2 separate regions of the Homo sapiens genome follow, and region 2 is linked to region 1. A link is a loop called in an ENCODE intact Hi-C map of the cell type or tissue named here. Cell type or tissue: tibial artery. All regions are shown on one strand. Each heading gives the region's core, and the rest is flanking DNA. Links, peaks and the distances in the headings are about the cores only. Region 1 overlaps PNPT1 (polyribonucleotide nucleotidyltransferase 1). Region 2 overlaps PPP4R3B-DT (PPP4R3B divergent transcript).

The links. Hi-C counts contacts between places; a loop is a spot of excess contacts. Peaks named below come from ENCODE experiments on the same cell type or tissue, not always from the same donor. Only the 100,000 strongest peaks of a DNase experiment are listed, where the experiment ranks them.
Region 2: a loop joins it to region 1, with 10 times the contacts of the local background. A loop is called at or near these places in 2 of 110 quality-filtered maps.

Annotation. Positions count from the first base shown.
Region 1 is chr2:55,673,272-55,682,926 of GRCh38, reverse strand. It overlaps PNPT1 (polyribonucleotide nucleotidyltransferase 1), which reads left to right. Exons shown (of 28, transcript NM_033109.5): 6 at 2,009-2,072; 7 at 2,168-2,215; 8 at 3,132-3,245. Among named protein-coding and RNA genes, the nearest start is that of PNPT1, 16 kb to the left of the region's middle. In tibial artery, for the core only: no CTCF peak of the experiment used is centred there; no DNase peak of the experiment used is centred there.
Region 2 is chr2:55,620,663-55,631,374 of GRCh38, reverse strand. It overlaps PPP4R3B-DT (PPP4R3B divergent transcript), which reads right to left. Exons shown (of 3, transcript NR_186624.1): 2 at 657-733. Among named protein-coding and RNA genes, the nearest start is that of PPP4R3B-DT, 8.1 kb to the right of the region's middle. In tibial artery, for the core only: no CTCF peak of the experiment used is centred there; a DNase peak (open chromatin) is centred at 5,854.

The sequences.
Region 1 (9,655 bases), core at 436-8,435:
TTTTGTGTCTTGTTTTGTTTTGAGTCAGGACCTCTGTTGCCCAGGCTGGAGTACAGTTGGCATGATTATGCCTCACTGCAGCCTCAAACTCCTGAGCCCAAGTGATCCTCCCAATTTAGCCTCCTAAGTAGCTGGGACTACAGGCACAAACCACCATACCCAGCTAAGTTTTTTTGTTTTTTGTAGAGAGGGGGTTTCACTATGTAAGCCAGGCTGGTCTTGAACTCCTGCTCTCAAGCGATCCTCCTGCCTCAGCCTCCCAAACTGCTGGTATTACAGACATGAGCCACCACACCCGGTCACTGAAGTTTTTTTCTGAAGTGCATGACATAGGCACATTATTGCAGTATAAAGTTTGTTTAATCTATGCTTATAAAAAGAACTTTTTTAAGTGCATGACATGGGCACGTTATTGCAGTATAAAGTTTGTTTCATCTATGCTTATAAACAGAAATTTTTTTTTTTTGAGACAGAGTCTCCCTCTGTCACCCAGGCTGGAGTGCAATGGCGCAATCTCGGCTCACTGCAATCTCTGCCTCCCAGGTTCAAACCATTCTCCCTGCCTCAGCCTCCTGAGTAGCTGGGATTACAGGTGTCTGCCACCACACCTGGCTAATTTTTTTCTGTTTTTAATAGAGATGGGGTTTTGCCATGTTGGCCAGACTGGTCTTGAACTCGTGACCTCAAGTGATCCGCTGCCTCAGCCTCTCAAAGTGCTGGTATAGGCCTGAGCCACTGCACCTGGCCAACAGAAATTTTTTATTGGTTTGTTTGTTTGTTTTTTGAGATGGAATCTCGCTCTGTCGACCAGGCTGGAGTACAGTGGCGCGATCTCGGCTCACTGCAAGCTCCGCCTCCCAGGTTCACACCATTATCCTGCCTCAGCCACCTGAGTAGCTGGGACTACAGGCACCTGCCAACATGCCTGGCTAATTTTTTGTATTTTTTTAGTAGAGACGGGGTTTCACCGTGTTAGGCAGGATGGTCTTGATCTCCTGACCCCGTGATCTGCCCGCCTCAGCCTCCCAACATGCTGGGATTACAGGCGTGAGCCACCGCGCCCAGCCTTTTTTTTTTTTTTTGAAATGGAGTTTCACTCTTGTTGCCCAGGCTGGAGACCAATGGCGCGATCTCAGCTCACTGAAACCTCTGCCTCCGGGTTCAAGTGATTCTCCTGCCTCAGCCTCCCTAGTAGCTGGGATTATAGGCGTGCACTACCACGCACGGCTAATTTTTGTATTTTTAGTAGAGACAGGGTTTTGCCATGTTGGCCAGGCTGGTCTTGAACTCCCGACCTCAAGTGATCCACCTGCCTCGGCCTCCCAAAATGTTGAGATTACAGGCGTGAGCCACCATGCCTGGCCTAGAAAATATTTTTATATGATAGAAATAGCTAACATTTACTGAATACTTGCAACATGCGAGGACTGTGATAAGTGCTTTACCTACCGTATTTATCTGATTCTCATAGGAACCCTTTGGGAAGAGGCCATTATTTTTCCCGTTTATTTATTTATTTAGAGACAGATTCTCACTCTGGCACCCAGGCTGGAGTGCAATGGCGTGATCTCAGCTCACTGCAACCTCTGCCTCCTGGGTTGAAGAGATTCTTCTGCCTCAGCCTCCTGATTAGTTGGGACTACAGGCACCGGCCACTACACCCGGCTAATTTTTGTCTTTTTAGTAGCGACAGAGTTTCACCATGTTGGTCAGACTAGTCTCAAACTCTTGACCTCAGGTGATCCGCCCTCCTCAGCCTCCCAAAGTGCTGAGATTACAGGCGTGAGCCACCACGCCTGGCCTGTTTTTCCCTTTTAAAGATGAGGAAGCTTTTGAGGTTTAATTTAAGTAATTTATCCAATGTCAAGCATTTCGTTTAATGACAGCCAAAATTAAGAGGTTTGGCTACAAAGCCCCTGCTTTTAGCCATATAGTGCTCTTGTATTTTAGGTCAGGATGTTAACCTAAATGATAACCCTTCCAAATCAAATTTTTTCCCTTTTACCAGGTTCTGTGTAATCTGTTAGCAGTAGATGGTGTAAATGAGCCTGATGTCCTAGCAATTAATGGCGGTAAGTATAAAAGTAGAGATTAAAATTATCAGATTAAAAATTTTTTTAAAGCAATGAAATTTTAATTTCGGCCCTGATTTTTCTCCTTTTTTAAGCTTCCGTAGCCCTCTCATTATCAGATATTCCTTGGAATGGACCTGTTGGTAAGTTAGGATTTAAAAGTAAGAAATCATATGTGTATTTTTTTTTTCAGTAAGTAGTAGTGACCATGTTACAGCAATGGCATATGGCTCTGATTTATTACCTCTTCATGAATTGAACTAGATGACGTTCTAAGTCTCCTTTCAGGTCTTTCAGACATTTTCATCCTTGTCTTGGGTTCTGTTTCTAATAGCATATGTTACGGTATTACAGATTTTATGTCCCTAGATATTTTGACTTCATAATTGTCTCTTTCTGTTAGAGGACTTCTTTTTTTTTTTTTTTTTTAACTGGGAAATTATCAGAGTATATACTCCTTCAGGATGAAATTAATGTAACTTACGGCTGTTATAAGTTCATAATCATGCAATATAAAAATGGCTCAGTGAGTAAATAATTATCAAGTGTCCTAGGCAGAGCAGGCCCTAGCAATACAACAATGAAAGATGCAGTTCTTGATCTCTGCATAAAGGAGACAGATAATTACTTATGATCAGTGTTATTATAAAGACATAGTCAAAGTGCTAAGAATATGATAGAGAAGAGCAGATTTGATTTTGTGTGGTCAGGTTGTCAAGGAGGGCTCCTCAGAGTAGTCATTTGTGTAAGCTGAACCTTAGTAGGATCTAGTGTTAAGCATTTGCGTTAGAGAGAATACTGACTGGCTAGACCAGGGGACAAACATGAGCATAATCCCAGAGGTGTGGAAGAAGTGGTATATTTCAGCAATTCAGAGTGATCCAGTGAGGACAGAAGGTAGGGTGGGGTAGGATGTTCTGTGGGTCTTAAATACCGTGTAGAAACATGGATTTTATTCTGTGGTCACAATCAAAGATGGGGTTGAAGCCATGACTGGAATAATGTCTTGAAAACTGGGTATTTCCATTAAACAGTTGCCAATATTCTAATACATTTTAGGGGCAGTACGAATAGGAATAATTGATGGAGAATATGTTGTTAACCCAACAAGAAAAGAAATGTCTTCTAGTACTTTAAATTTAGTGGTTGCTGGAGCACCTAAAAGTCAGATTGGTAAGTTGTTTTAAATACCACATTTGTTCTGGATTTTACTTACAAGTTCTGGCTTCTTAAACTGAATTTAAACTCTGTGTGTATGTTTTGTCGGTAGCCATAAAAATTTTTGTCATGTTTTATCTCTGTCCTATTTTTGTGCTCTTGCTTCATATCAAATGATTCCTAAAATTACAGGATTTTATTCAATTTTATTTAGAATATACAAAAATATTTACCAAGATCATTTCAGTAATTATTTTTAGACTAAATTTTAATTATTAAAATTATGACTAATTTTTAGTCTAAAAATAATTTCAATAATTATGTTTAGACTAATAAGTTATTAGTCTAAATAACTTATTTTAAAAATAGAAGTTCTAAGTCTGGTAGTAACCATTTTATTAGTTTAAACATTATAATTTAGCTATTTCATTCTAAGTCTGCTTGGTATCCTCTTGAGAAGTGACCCATTTCTACTAGGTGGAAAACTGGTAATAAAATAGAAGAAATGCATTGACCATGGGCCATTTTCACTTACTCCTTGTGACAGAAATGTCATACTTGCATGAACGAAAATCAGGTCCTTGTTCTGTGGAAGGAAAATGGGCTTTAGCAGTCAGAATGACCTGGATTTGAAACCTGTCTCTGCCACTATAATCATGTGATCTTGGACAGATTATTTAAGGGCTTTTATTGTTGGTTTATTCTACTATGTGATGTTTGATGTGTGTGACTTTTTGACATAGGGTCTTCTGATGTGGGAACATTTTGATGAAACAAACTATTCAACTTTTACTGCTTTTTTGTACAAGTAATATGTGAAACATCTCATTTCCAGCTTCTTCTGGTTTGTTAGCCAGTGATGAAGTTAAAATTAGGTTCTATAAGTTAGAAAAATCCCCACATATTAGTTGGGGGTTGTGTTGTCGAACCAAATAAACAAGACTTAAACAAGATGGAAACTTTATTTTTCTCTCAGGTAAAAGAAATTCAGAGGTGGTAAATCTAGGACAGTGATAGTGGTTACATGACATCTTAAGAAATCTAGATTCCTTTTAGCTTTCTCCTCTGCTATCCTCAAGATGTGGCCTCGTCTTCATGCTTATGAACTGGCATGAAGAGCTCTGGCCAACTTATCTGACTTACAGGCAGGAGGAAGAAAAAAGAAGGGAACAGCAAAAAGGTGTGTGGCAGTTGAGTAAGTCAACCTGCGTTTTAAGCACCTTTCCCAGAAATCCCCACACAGTAGTTTCTATTTACACCTCATTGAGCAGAACTGTGGCACATGACTATAGCCTCGACTGCAAGTGAGGCAAGGAAATGATTTTTGTATTCTGCCTGCAGAAGGTGGGATTCGTACTGTGAGTAACTATCAAAATGTAGAGAGGATATTCCAAAGAATGGGGAAGCCATGAATAATAGATGATGTCTACCTCATGTTTGAGCATCTCGGAGCCTTGAGCAAAGTATTGGTTTCCTGTTCATCTGCATTGGAATTTTTGCTGAAAGTTACAGCGTTTGTTTATTCGCTGTTAGTAAACTAGTCTCATTACTTTACAGGGTAGTTATGAAGATAAGAGTCAAGATTTGCAAAGTGCCCAGCATGTTACCTAATAAGCATACAGTTAATACCTGCTATTATCATTAAGACACAGAAATGGCCGGGCATAGTGGCTCACGCCTGTAATCCCAGCACTTTGGGAGGCCGAGGCAGGCAGATCACGAGGTCAGGAGATCGAGACCATCCTGGCTAACACAGTGAAACCCTGTCTCTACTAAAAATACAAAAAAAAATTAGCCGGGCGTGTTGGCGGGCGCCTGTAGTCCCAGCTACTGGGAGGCTGAGGCAGGAGAATGGCGTGAACCCGGGAGGCAGAGCTTGCAGTGAGCCGAGATCACACCACTGCACTCCAGCCTGGGCAACAGAGCGAGACTCTGTCTCAAAAAACAAACAAGCAAACAAACAAAAAAGACACAGAAGTAAACCTGCTGCTAATTGGTCATATAGCCACTATCTACCTTAGAGTTTGAACCCTTCTAATTGTTAAGTAGACATTAGAGGAATGAACTAATAATCTTTTTTTTTTTTTTTTTTTTTTTTTTGAGACATAGTCTCGCTCTGTTGCCCAGGGTGGAGGAGTGCAGCAGTGCGATCTCAGCTCACTGCAACCTCCGCCTCCCAGGTTCAAGTGATTCTCCTGCCTCAGTCTCCCAAGTAGCTGGGATTATAGGCGTGCACCGCCATGCCCAGCTAATTTTTGTATTTTTAGTAGAGATGGGGTTTTGCCATGTTGGCTAGGCTGGTCTCTAATTCCTGGCCTCAAGTGATCTGCCCGCTTCGGCCACCAAAAGTGCTGGGATTATAGGCGTGAGCCACTGCACCCAGCAGAACCAAGGAATCTTTGCTGCACATGTGGCATGCCACAGAAACCCCACAGGCCAACTTCCAGCTGGCTCTTCTCACCTGTTGCTCACAGGAGGGAAGAATGAGACTCTAGAGCGCATAAATTTCAGAGAGTAGTCTTGGGTAGAGGGAGGCTGAGAGTGATTCAGAACCAACCTGTAAGGGGATGGTTTTTAGGAATTACCAGCCTCCATTTTATGACTTTTGCATCACTATTTCCATGCAGCTATTCAGCCAGCTCTCTCTGCTTTCATAAAGATGCATCAAATATGCATTTTAACCCCTTGTTTACCTGTTAAAGTTAACATCGGGTCCAAGTGAAATACCACCATCATGGAACTTCTGTGATACAAAAATACAAAAAAGTAATTGCTACTATTTCATTATTAAAATATTTAGTCATTTAGTCATCCAAATCTTTTTTTTTTTTTTTGGAGACCAGGTCTCTCTCTGTTGCCGAGGCTGGAGTACAGTGGCATGATCTTGGCTCAGTGCAACTTCCGCCTCCCAGGTTCAAGTGATTCTCTTGACTCAGCCTCCTGAGTAGCTGGGATTACAGGCGTGCACCACCACACCTGGCTAATTTTTGTGTTTTTAGTAGAGACAGGGTTTCACCATGTTTGTCAGGCTGGTCTCAAACTCCTGACCTCAGGTGATCCACCTGCCTCAGCCTCCCGAAGTGCCGGGATTGCAGGCATGGGCCACCACTCCCGGGCAGTCATCCAGATCTTTAGAGTATAATCTTACACGGCAAGAATAGTTACTCCATGCTGTCAGCTGCTGGGTTACTTCAACACCAACATTCTGAACCGTACCATTTAGATGTTTGTTTTCAACTGGTATATTTAATATCACTAATATTTCTGTGTGTGAGAAGATATCGGTCAGGAAAAAGTATACCAGTAACATGTTTTTAGAAGATATTTTGGGTCTAGAATTTATAGCTTCAGCTAATCTCAAAACTCCTTCATCTTCAACTGCTAAAATGGTTGACAGTTTATAGCAATCTTCTTTTTTTTTTTTTTTTTTTTTTGGTTGAGATGGAGTCTTACTCTGTCGCCCAGGCTGGAGTGCAGTGGCGCAATCTCGGCTCACTGCAACCTCCATCTCCAGGTTCAAGCGATTCTCTTGACTCGGCCTCCCAAGTAGCTGGGACTACAGGCGTGCACCACCACACCTGGCTAATTTTTTATTTTTAGTAGAGATGGGGTTTCAACATGTTGGCCAGGCTGGTCTCAAACTCCTGAACTCAGGTGATCCACCTGCCTCAGCTTCCCAAAGTGCTGGGATTACAAGCGTGAGCCACCACGCTGGGCCTATAGCAATCATTTTGACAAGCTTTTATGTTTAAATTTTTAGCATCGATAGCAGTGTTGTCCAGTAGAACTCTGCAGTGAAGGGAATGTTTTATATCTGATCATGTGGCTACTTAGCACTTCAGATGTGGCTAGAGTAACTGAGGAACCAAAATTTTAATTTTGTCTAATTTTAAATAATTTAAATGCAAGTAGCCATATGTGGCTAGTAGTTACCATATTGGACAGCACAGCTCTGTAGACTCAACTGTAAGGAGTGTTCTTTCTTTCTTTCTTTCTTTTTTTAAGACAGTCTCACTCTGTTGCCAAGCTGGAATGCAATGGTGTGATTATACATCACTACAGCCTCAAACTGTGGGGTTCAAACGATCCTATGTCCTCAGCCTCCTGAGTAGCTGGGAATCCAGGCACATGTCACCACACCTGGCTAAAGAAATTTTCTTAGAAAGTATTTTTTAAAAGGAATTGCATTAAAGTTTAATGAGTGAAAACAAAGTTTATTTGGGGGGTATCCATTTTTCTTTGTCATATTCTATTTTTTAAATTTTACCATTATTTTTATTAGATATAGCATCTCATTATATTGCCCAGGCTAATCTCCTGGCCTCAAGCAATCCTCCTGTCCTGGCCTCCCATAGCACTGGAATTACAAGCATGAGCCCCATGCCCAGCCATATTTTTTTTTTTTTTGAATCTGGTTCTCAACTCTCCTCAACTCTATTGTCCAGACTAGAGTATGAGTATAGTGGCGTGATCATGGCTCACTGTAGCCTAGCCTGAAACTGCTGGCCTCAAGTGATCATCCTGCCTCAGCCTCTAGAATAGCTAGGATTACAGGCACACCACCGCAGCTGAGTTTTTTATCTTCTAGTTGTTATCTTTTTAGGGACAGGACCTTGCTGTGTTGCTCAGCCTGGTCCCAGACTCCTGGCCTCAAATAATCCTCCCACCTTGGCCTCCCAAAGTACTGGGACAATAGGCATGAGCCATCACACCTGGCCACATATTTTATTTTTAAAAGCAATTTATTGAGATATAATTTATACCCATTAAATGAATTTTTAAAAATCTCCGGATTAATCCTGTCAAAGTGAGAGGATATCTTGGAAATACAGATGAGAAAAAGAATATAGCCATCTCAGTATCATGGTATCAGAAGAAATTTCTTCAGGCCTGGTGCAAAATATGGAAACCTTATTTCCCTTTACCCTCTCCCATTTGGAATGCAATTGTTATCATTTTCTTCTACAGTTAGAACCATATCAGGCAGTGTTACAATTTTTGCTTTTGCTTCAACTGTCAAACATAATTTAGAAAACTCAAGAGGGAAAGAAAAGCTTATTGCTCTGTATTTACTCTTTTTCTCTATTTATTTATTTATTTTTTTGAGATGGAGCCTCATTCTGTCGCCCAGGCTAGAGTGCAGTGGCGTGATCTCAGCTCACTGCAACCTCCACCTCCTGGGTTCAAGTGATTCTCATGCCTCAGCCTCCTGAGTAGCTGGGACTACAGGTGCACGCCACTATGCCTGGCTAATTCTTTCATTTTTTATAGAGACAGGACCTCGCTATGTTGCCCAGGCTGGTCTTGAACTCTGACTTCAGGTGATCTGCCCACTTTAGCCTCCCAAAGTGCTGGGATTACAGGTGTGAGCCACCACGCTCAGCCTCTATATTTATTCTTAGTTTGCATACTGATTTTCTTTCCTTTCTAACAGTCCACGATGTCTTCTCTTATTTTTTCATTTCTGTTTAGAAAACTTCCTTTAGCTATTTCTAATGCAATAGAAAAAATTCTATTATTCAGTCCTTTAGTTGGCTTACTTGAAACAGGATCACTGCAGAGATTTCCCCATCTGTGCAAGAATTAGACAATGTGAGAATTAATTGTTAAACAGGAAATATTTATTAGATTCCTATTGTGTTACATATTTTTACATTTTATTTAAAATATGTATTGCCAGGAGCGGTGGCTCACGCCTGTAATCCCAGCACTTTAGGAGGCTGAGGCGGGTTAATCACCTGAGGTCAGGAGTTCGAGAGCAGCCTGGGCAACATGGCAAAACCCCGTCCCTACTAAAACTACAAAAATTAGCTGGATGTAGTGGCTCACGCCTGTAATCCCCAGCACTTTGGAAGGCCAAGGCAGGCAGATCACCTAAAGTCACTTTGGCAAATAATATAAACAGTTCACAGAAAAGGACATACATATGGCCTTTTAAAAATATAAAAAGATGCCAGGCACAGTGGCTCACGTCTAATCCCAGCACTTTGGGAGGCTGAGGCAGGCAGATCACAAGGTCAGGAGATTGAGACCATCCTGGCTAACACAGTGAAACCCCATGTCTACTAAAAATACAAAAAATTAGCTGGGCATGGTGGCGGGCGCCTGTAGTCCCAGCTACTCGGGAGGCTGAGGCAGGACAATGGTGTGAACCTGGGAGGCAGAGCTGGCAGTGAGCCGAGATTGCGCCACTGCACTCCAGCGTGGTCAACAGAGTGAGACTCTGTCTCAAAAAAAAAAAAAAAGTATTAAAAACAAATGCACTTGTATACTTTAAAAGATTTAATTTTTATTTTATGTGACTTATAGCTCAATAAAACTTATTTTTAAAATATGTGCATGATTTCTTTTTTTTTTCTGTTTCATTTTTTATGGGAAATCCCTCCTTAAACTTAAGGAGAATGTAAACCTAAATACAGATATCA
Region 2 (10,712 bases), core at 1,625-9,624, 53 kb after region 1:
TCAGCACAGACTTAAATGAAGCAGAGGAAAAAGATATGCAGCTATTTGGGAAAGAATTCTAGATAGAGGGACTAACAACTTCATTTTCACTTGGCATTGCGTTGAATTGTTTACAAGATACAACAGCCAACAGCCTTTCAATTTATAACCCAGTTTCACATAGTCTTACTCCTTAATCTTGTGCTTGTTCTTCACCGAAATTAGAAAGCAAAGTAGCAAAGTTTATTAACGAATATGAAACAAGGGATGGCCAATACAATATGATATTTTTTTTTTTTTCTTTTTTTGAGACGGAGTCTCACTGTGTCGCCCAGGCTGTAGCACAGTGGCGTGATCTCAGCTCACTGCAACCTCCACCTCCCTGCAACCTCCACCTCCCTGCAACCTCCACCTCCCGGGTCCAAGCTATTCTCCTGCCTCAGCCTCCCGAGTAGCTGGGACTACAGGCGCCCGCCACTACACCCAGCTAAGTTTTGTATTTTTAGTAGAGACGGGGTTACACCATATTGGCCAGGCTGGTCTCGAACTCATGACATCAAGTGATCCGCCCACCTCAGCCTCCCAAAGTGTTGGGCTTACAGGTGTGAGCCACTGCGCCTGGCCTAAGATGATATTTTCAAAGCATTTAATCAGGCAAGAATATCTTGGTTACTTACAAGGAATGGGTAGACACTGGAATCATGTGACAAGTTTATCAGGCTTTTGCAAAATTCCAGACTCATGAGAGTTGAGACTAGAGTGGTAGACAGTGGAAATGAAAAGAGAGTTGTTTTAGTTAAAGATTCTTGCTAAAGCAAAGAGGGAAAATGATCATGGGACCGTGAGTTTATTTTATGGAAGCCAAGTCACACCCTGTGGAAGACTGGAATGAGGACTAACAAGCCATTAAGAACTAGGGCAGTTCATCTCTGCTTAATTATGGAGTCTCATGGCCTCTCTTTTGTGCTTCTTTCCACACAACTGCTTTTTTAAATGTTTATTTATTTGTTCGTTTTTATTCTCTGCAAACCTGTTTTCTCAGCATAGGGCAAAGGATGGCTGTCCCACAGGACGTTACCTGTCCTTTATAGGTTTGTGTTCTTTTGGAGGAAATGACAAGCTCAGCTTGGGAAAGGTGTTAAACCTGACTGAGATTGCCAGATAAAATAATGATGCCAAATTAAATTGGAATTACAGATAAACAGATGTTCAGTGTAGGTCCCATGTAACACTAAAAGATTATTCCTTGTTTATCTGAAGTTCAAATAATTTAACTGAATGTCCTATATTTTTATTTGCTAAGTCTGGTACCCATAAGCCAGATATAAGCAACTGGTCAGACAATTGTCTATATTTTTATTTGCTAAATCTGGTAACCCTAAACCTGGTATAAGCAACTGGTCAGAAAATTACCAAGAGCTCACTTCTGAGAAGAGAGTGTATTCAGAAAAAGTGGGCTGGGCACATACCAAGATGTTGCAGAGCAAATATAAGGGATAATGGATGGACTTAACCCAGATAAAATGGGGAGTGAGTGGCAAGTGGAGGGAAGAGAGCGGCAGTTATGACTAAGGATTTCAGGCTGAGGATTGTGAGGACAATAGGATCTGTTACATAAATAGAAACTAAAAGGGACAAAATAGGGTTGTTTTTGTTTTTGAGATGGAGTCTCGCTCTGTTGCCAGGCTGGAGTGCAGTGGTGTGATCTCGGCTCACTGCAACCTCCGCCTCCCAGGTTCAAGCGATTCTCCTGCCTCAGCCTCCCGAGTAGCTGGGATTACAGCTGCACGCCACCATTCCCAGCTAATTTTTGTATTTTTAGTAGAGACGGGGTTTCACCATGTTGGCCAGGATGGTCTCAATCTGTTGACCTTGTGATCTGCCCGCCTCAGCCTCCAAAGTGCTGGGATTACAGGCGTCAGCCACCATACCTGGCCAATGGACAAAATAGTTTTAAAGAGTTTAAATAGTTTTAAATAGTTTAAAGATGGCCTGGGTGTGGTGGCTTGTAATCCCAGCACTTTGAGAGGCCAAGGTGGGTGGATCACATGAGCCCAGGAGTTCAGTACCAGCTTGGGCCAAATGGTCACACCTTGTTCTACAGAAAATAAAAAAATTAGCCTGGCATGGTGGTGCGCACCTGTAATCTCAGCTACTTGGGAGGCTGAGGGCTCAGGTAGGAGGATCACTTGGGCCCGGTAATTCAAGGCTGCAGTGAGCTATGATTGTCCCACTGTACTCCAGCCTGGGCAACAGAGCCAGACTGTGTCTCAAAAAAGAGAGAGATGTCTGACTCATTAAATATGAGTATGAAGTCATCAACCAACAGACAGGTAAAATGGTCTAAAAGGCAATTTGGTAATAAGTGACTTTTGTAAAGGTAATATTTAAAGCAACCTCAGTTTTGCCATCTAAAGCATATCTCAGATCATTGCAAGAGGCTTCAATATAACAGAAATTTACAAAATTAATTTTAATGTAATAAAAACTTTAAAACTACCTATTAGGAGCACAGTACTCTGCTATGGAATAGTTTGTTTCCTTCAGGGACTTAAATATAGTCTAATACAGAGTTACTAATTAATGAAAGGCAGGTTGGTGAGCACTATAATGAAAGTTTTTAAAAAGTCATGCTATAAAAAGAGAAGAGGTAAACTAGAAGGAAAAATGAAGGTTTCTAAGAAGTGGAATTTGAACTGGATTTCAATATAGAGAGTTAGTATTTGAGCTGGGCTTTAAAGGACGATTATAAAGGGAAAGGCACTTTGTGGAGAAGGAACAGTTTTATTAATGGATGAAGAAGCCAGTAAATAGACGTCAGATTGTGTGGGAGTTTAGAATATGAGATTTAGTACTCTGACTTTATCCTGCATGGGATGGGAAGCATTGAAAAATACCCAGTGTTTCATGAAAACCAAACTTGAGTTGTTGACTATAAATAGTTTTTTTAATACTATGGTTATAAAATTTAATGCAATTGCCTAGGACTCATAACCTAGAAGAGATGATTAAAAAAAAGCAAACATAAAAATTTATAGATCATTATCATTTATGAGAACAGTTATAAATTGTCATAATATTAAGAGAAAACCATATGGTCACCAGATGCAAAAAATGGTCCTGTTTTTCTTTTTTTTTTTTTTTTTTTTTTGGAGACAGGGTCTTGCTCTGTTGCCCAGGCTGGAGTGCAGTGGCAGGATCATAGTTCACTGTAGCCTCAAACTCCTGGGCTGAAGTGATCCTCCTGCCTCAGCCTGCTGAGGTGCTGGGACTGCCAGCATGCACCAGCATGCCAGCAAATTTTTTGCTGTTGTTGTTCTTTTAGAGACTGGGTCTCACTATGTTGCCCAGGCTAAAAAGAGACTTTTTTTTTTAATAATTCAATATCCATTTCCTAGAGAGTTTAGAATATCAGGAAATGTCCTTAACGTCACAAGTGGTATGTATCAAAAATTAGGAACATGTATACAACACTGGAAACATGGCCATTAAAGTCAGGAACAAAACAAGAATCACCAGTGTTCTGGATGTCCTAATCAATGTGATGAGATTAAAAAGGGATACAGGGAAAGAACAAAAATATTTGCAGATGATCATCTAAAAACCACTATTTATTTTTTAGACAGGGTCTTACTGTCACTCAGGCTGGAGTGCAGTGACATAATCATAGCTTACTGCAACCTTGAACTCCTAGGCTCAAGGGATCCTCCTGCCTCAGCCTCCCAAGTAGCTGGTACTACAGGTATGGACTACCATGCCTGGTTAATTTTTTTTTTTTTTTTAATTTTTAGTAGAGGTGAGGTCTCGCTCTGTTGCCCAGGTGCTGATCTCAAACTCCTGGGCTCAAGCGATCCTCCCACCTTGGCCTTCCAGAGTGCTGGGATTACAGGCATGAACCACCATGTGAAGCCTAAAAAAACACTTTAAATTGGTATAAAACAGGCCAGGTGGCCGGGCATGGTGGCTAAAACCTGTAATCCCAGCACTTTGGGTGGCCGAGGTGGGCGGATCACAAAGTCAGGAGTTTGAGACCAGCCTGGCCAACATGGCGAAAACCCGTCTCTGCTAAAAATATAAAAATTAGCCAAGTGTAGTGGCAGGTGCCTGTAATCCCAGCTACTCGGGAGGCTGAGGCAGGAGAATTGCTTGAACCCGGGAGGTGGAGGTTGGAGTAAGCTGAGATGGTGCTATTGTACTCCAGCCTTGGCAACAAGAGCAAGACTCCATCTCAAAAAACAAAAAAAACAGTCCCGATGTGGTGGCTCACGCCTGTAATCCCAGCACTTTGGGAGGCCAAAATGGGCAGATGACTTGAGTCCAGGAGTTCAAGACCAGCCTGGGTGACATGGGGAAACCCCATCTCTGCAAAAAATGCAAAAATTAGGAGGCTGAGGTGGGAGGATGGCTTAAGCCCAAGAGGTAGAGGTTGCAATGAGCCAAGATTGCACCACTGTACTCCAGTCTAGAAAACAGAATGAGACTATCTCAAAAAATAAATAAAAAGTGGTTACAAAACAATTGGGACTAGTAAGTGAGCAGTAACCACATAAATATGCCAAAATAAATAGCTATCTTCTCCTCAAGTTAAAAGCTGCCATGGTGTGAATTCATTTCCACTTTTTCAAAGCCATCACCTTTTCCAGGCTTTGAAAAGCTAACCTCGGGACTACTTGCTGAGGTTAAATCTGTCCCAAAAAAGTACCCCAAGTCCATGAAGTCTTGCTTATGTTGTCTTAAATTCCAGCCCCCTTAATTGAACACCCTTAAAATCCAATCCTAAGTATACTTCTCTGGCTCCTGATAGTCATGGTAACTTATTTCAATTCCTTCGGTGTGTAATCTTTCCTTTCTTATCAGGGCCAGCAGTTCCTAGGCAGATTATGCTGAGATGTTAACTCCAGTTACCATGGCTTGGCAGCCAGGAGAAAAACTGAGAACAATTATGGAAGAGGTCTTTCTGTAATGAGGGAAGTGCTTGCTCTTACTAGGAAGTATGAGCCAGTTCTGTAAGCTCTTGAGTGTCCAGAGGTATCTACAGAGCCAAAATCCTCAGGGGCACCCATTCCATGTTTCAAAGCTTCAGGCTGGTTTCCCCAACCAGCGCCCTGACTACATACTGGATCTCCCTAGGCTGAGCATTCAAATATCTTTAGAGCTCTGTGACCATCCAATCCCATTTCTGCTCTTCCACTGCAGGAAATAAAAGTTTGTTAAGCTCCAGAGAAGCCCCCGGCTCCCACACTTAGCCTTTAACTGTTTAAGTGCTCTCGGTTTCTCATTATCCATCTGCAAGGCATTACTTGTCTTAGTAACAGTTGGCCAGCTCTGCTTTCTTTGTAGGCATCGTATTCCCCATATCTTTTAAATGCCTAAATTGCACGAGCAAGAGGATTTCCCTTCTCTGGGATGTTTTCCTAGGTCACTGCTGGCTAAATCAGGACTCAGATGGCTGCTTTGTGCCAGGGACCAAGTAAGCCATTGCCCAAAACCCATCTTACTATCTGTTTTCTTGCACCACTTGGTAAACCACCTGTCTGTTCTGGTCCTCAGAGAAGCAGATGCCAAGAAGGGATTAGACATGCAAGATATTTATTGGGGGAAATGTTTGTGAAGGATAAAGTGGGAAGGCTCAGGAATTGGCAGAGAGACTTCAGACTGTGGTGCAGGTCTGACTTCTGTAAAAAGAAGAGAAGGAAATATTGGGTAGAAAGAGCCTCGACTACACTGTAGTTCTAAGATAGTCTCATCCAGGCTGATGAGAAGTTCCCCAAGCCAAAGTTGCCCGTTAGAGGAGTTCTGCACTGGGCAAGAAAGAACAAGTTTAGTACTCCTGCTGTGCTCAGCCACTAGCTGGGGGCGACTCCAGAGATATGTGGCATTGACATGAATGCATGGTAGTTCCAAAGGGGTGGCAGCTGGCTGTCAGTCACTTGTAGTCCCCAGAGTAGGTTCTCTTGAAGATCTGAGTGGAAACTTCTATGGCCACAGTCAAAATGCAATCCAGGGCCAGGTGCAGTGGTTCATACCTATAATCCCAACACTTTAAGAGGCTGAGATGGGAGGATTGCTTGAGCCGGTAAGTTTGAGACCAGTCTGGGCAAGATAGCCAGACCCTGTCTCAAAAGTAACCCCATAATCATTCCAAAACTGTAGCAATTAAAACTCTGTCATACTAGAATTGACCAACTACAGCAATTGAAACAGTAGTGAATTCAGACTCAAACTCAGATATATGTTATGTATGTATATGTATATGCATGTAAATTTAGTAAATAATATGATAAGATAGCATTTTCAATTTGTTTTTTCTATACATGATGTTGAGACAACTGGATGGATATCCATTTGGAGGAAAAGTTTTAAATTAGCATCCTACTTCATATATATTTTAAAAATTCCAACTTGATTAAAGAACTAAACATTTAAAAACCATGAAAATATATTAGAACTCCAGAATACATGGAAAATTAACCATACACAGTATGTCATCTCTTTGACAGCTAAATAAATTTTTAAAAAGTGTAGAGCCCAAAAGGCAAACAAAATACAAAAGAAATTTCAACAAATGGTTGTATGACAAGCCGATGGAAGAGTAGTAGTAGACTTGACAGCAAAAGGCACAATCTAAAAGCCTCCACAGGTGATTAAAGAAAAAAAGAAGAGGTAAGGCCAGGTGCAGTGGCTCATGTCTGTAATCCCAGCACTTTGGCAAAGAATATAAACAGTTCACAGGAAAGGACATACATGTGACCTTTTAAAAATATAAAAAGATGCCGGGCGCAGTCGCTCACGTCTGTAATCCCAGCACTTTGGGAGGCTGAGGCAGGCAGATCACGAGGTCAGGAGATGGAGACCATCCTGGCTAACATGGTGAAAGCCCGTCTCTACTAAAAATACAAAAAATTAACCTGGCATGGTGGTACATGCCTGTAGTCCCAGCTAGTCAGTAGGCTGAGACAGGAGAATCGCTTGAACCTGGGAGGCAGAGGTTACAGTGAGCCAAGATCACACCACTGCACTCCAGCCTGGGCAACAGAGCAAGATTCCATCTCAAAAAAATAAAATAAAATGAAATAAAATAAAATAAAATAAATAAATTAAAAGAGCTAATTCTTTCCACAAAAAAATTAGAAAGGATCAGGGCAGAAAATTTTAGGGAAGGGTGAAAGCCTATATAAAGAACACCTACATTCCTGGGTCTATTCCCCAATCCCATATAACCAAAGGACTGCCACCCCACACACATACACACATACACACACACTCATACCCACACATGCCCCTATAACACCATCACCACATCCCAGGAGCCTGATTTATTTTCTAGAATGGGAGAGACTCTTGACTTGAGAATATTAGTCACAGTAGGTAGTAGGGGACTGTGAAGCAGGGCTAAAGTGAGCATTAAGTGAAAGCCTGAATGCCAAACAGTGGGACCTCTAGCCTCCTTCCTCTGCCTCCTTCTAGAATACCTTTACCCAGGAAAGATATGGGGGAATCCCTGAATAAACTATTACTGCCCCCTCTCTACTCCCTGCAAGAGACAAGACTTCTAAAAACTGATATTTGGTGAGTGGTTGGGGAGGGACTATGATTGAAAGAGAAAGATCACCCTGAAGAAGGCCAGAAGTCTATAGTTTTGCTCTTGAGAATAGAAAGCCAGATAGGGGCCAAACCATGAAGAGCTTTGAATGGCATCATAAAGAACTTTATCCTAAAAGAAATCAGGAACTTGAAAGATGTCAAGGGAATATAATATGGTCAGATTTATTCCATGAATCTTACTCAGTGGTGTGTCAAGAACTGACTGCCTGGAGATAGAAATTAGAGATCTCAGTCTGGGACTTTCAAATATGTAATATAAGTCTGATATGGTAGCTATTAAATTGCCTGCTAAAGGGAATGTCAAATTGAGTAGTAAACTTCTAAGGGAAGTTTCATTCTTTCAATAGTTATTGAGAACCTGCTATGTTTGACACCCTGTGCTAGACTAGAGATACAATGGTGAGAAAAAATGCAGTTCCCTGGACTAATAGAGGTTTTTCATCTGGATGAGAAGACAGTTATTAATCAGAAATCATACAAATAAATATAAAGCTACAAGTATGACAGGTGCTACAATGGAGGGGTGCATGGTGCTATAAGCGTGTAATAGGATATAATGGATTCTGATTGTATTCCTAGCATCGATTTTACCGATACCTCATAGAGTAACATTCATGGGATTTAGGTGGGATTAACGTAACTTCCAGTTCCAAGGATAGGCCTTGATTTGCCCTGGCCAATCAGTGCTTGACATTCTCTAGACCACAAAACTCTAGGTTTAGGGGCGGACATGTGACCTAAATTAATTTAATCACATTGAAACTGTGAAATATGTGAAAGAAACTCTCTTTTGATATGGACAAAGAACTACATAACCTTGGGAGATCCTGGCCACCATTTTATGATACAAAAGGAGTAAGCCTTAGGATGAATCTGACATCAGAAAGAAAATTGAGAGGTAGAAGGAAATCAAGTTCCTGCTGATACTGTTAAGTCACTCAAATCAACCTGAGGTTCACCTTATCTTCAGACTTCTCATTTATGTGAGCCAATAAATTCTCTTATCATTTAAACTAGTTTAAATTGGATTTTTTGGTAATTGTAACATTCCAAGGGGGATTTGTTCGAATGTGGCTTTTGTCAAAGAAAAAAAAAAAACCCAGGGGATTTGAAATAGGCAGTCCAAGAAGGCTCCTCCAAGGAAGTGATAATAGTGGCAACATTTAAAAGATAAAATGGGAGTTATTAGGAGATGATTGGTGAGGAAGAAAGCTCCAGACAAAGAGAATACCTGTGCAAAGACAGCAAGCAGGGGCATGAGTATGAAAAAAGAGTGTGCGGGTACTAAGATGCAGCTGGAGAGGTAGGCAGAAGCAGGATGAAAAGGGCTTTTTAAGTCATTGAAAGGATTCTGGCCACTGAAATATTTTTCATAACATATAGGGGTGGATAGGATACATCGTATAACGCACATGACAGCCCCTCACAACAAATTATCCAGCCCCAGATGTCAGTGGTGCTTAGGTTGAAAAACTTTGCTCTAGGAAATTAACCTACAAAGATATTGGCACACATAAAACAACTTTTGCACAATCATATGTTTGAAATTACGAACCATTGGAAATGACACAAATATACAATAAATGAGTTAAATAAATTAGGGTACATTTGTACAGTTGATGCAGGATTTTTCTTGGCCACTTTGACAGCTGGAGACCTCCGGCCAGCAACACCCCAACTACTCGGCCCACCAGGATGTGTCTGGCTTGTGCTCAGGCACGAATCCTGCAGCCACCATGGCCTCAGCCCCTGGCAGGAGGGGGTGTGTGAGTGAACGAGTACAGGGCAGGAGTGGGCTCTGTGCGGGGCTTGTGGCTGGACCAGGTGTGTCACATTGAGGGAAATGTGGTGGCACCCAAACAGGGGTGCTCATGACCCTGAAGCCCCAGAGGTGTTACAGTATGCTAAGCACTCTTTTAGTTCTGCCGTCTGCAGGCCAACGGACAGTGGCATGTTAACAGCTCTATCAGTCCCATTGCCCCACTCAGGCCCGTGGCTTCAGGACTGGCTCTGCCCCACTGCTGCTTCCCATCGCGTTGTGTGGGACGGTTGCCCTCCACCAGCAGAGGGCAAAGGGCCACAGTGTGTACAGCCTTCTTTGTATCTGCGTTTGGTGGGTCCCGAATTTTTCTTCAGCGTCCAAGAATGAGGTTACGCTGACAATCAAAGGGTGAGGAGGGTGGAGAAGAGTTTTATTTGAACTATGAAACAGCTCTCAGGAGAGAGAGGATGCAAGGGTGGTCCCTCACTCAAAGTCAGGTGGTCTCTCTCTCAGTGCGGCTGAGTCCACAGCTTTTATGGGCTCAGAATGAAGGCGTGCATGCTGATTGGTTTGTGAGTATGCAAAAAAGGCTAAAACAACAGCACCACTCAAAGGTAGGTACAACAGTGTAAAAAAACAATTAGGAAAGGATATGTGTAAAATAGGTGAAGGGTGGGGATCAATCAGAAGAAAGCACGCCAAATGGGAAGAGAGGTTCTCAATCTGGTCTGTGGATTTATCCTGGTCTTGTGGCTAGCCTTTAAACTGTCCTCAGCTTGAAGGGTTTCACCAGGGACCTGCCCCTGTCTGCCTAGGATTTGTCTGCCTTTTGCGGCTATCACAGTGGGATACTATGTAGCCATTAAGTAGAATGAGTTAGCTCTATATACACACTGACCCAAAAAAGGCTGTCCTGGGCACGGTGGCTCACCCCTGTAATCCCAGTATTTTGGGAGGCTGAGGCAGGTGGATCACATGAGGTCAAGAGTTTGAGACCAGCCTCACCAACATGGTGAAACCCCATCTCTACTAAAAATACAAAAATTAGCTGGGCGTGGTGGCGGACACCTATAATCCCAGCTACTCAGGAGGATGAGGCAGGAGAATCGTTAGAATCCGGGAGACGGAGGTTGCAGTGAGCCGAGATGACACCTCTGCACTCCAGCCTGGACTGTGTATGGAAAAAAAGAAAGAAAAAAAAAGTGGGGGACAGGGGTTCAGATATGGTGGCTCACACTTGTAATCCCAGCACTTTGGGAGGTCAAAGCAGGCAGATCCCTTAAGCTCAGGAGTGTGAGACCAGCCTGGGCACCAACATGTAGAGACCCTGTCTCCACAAAAAATAAAAAGGAAGGAAAAGAATAGT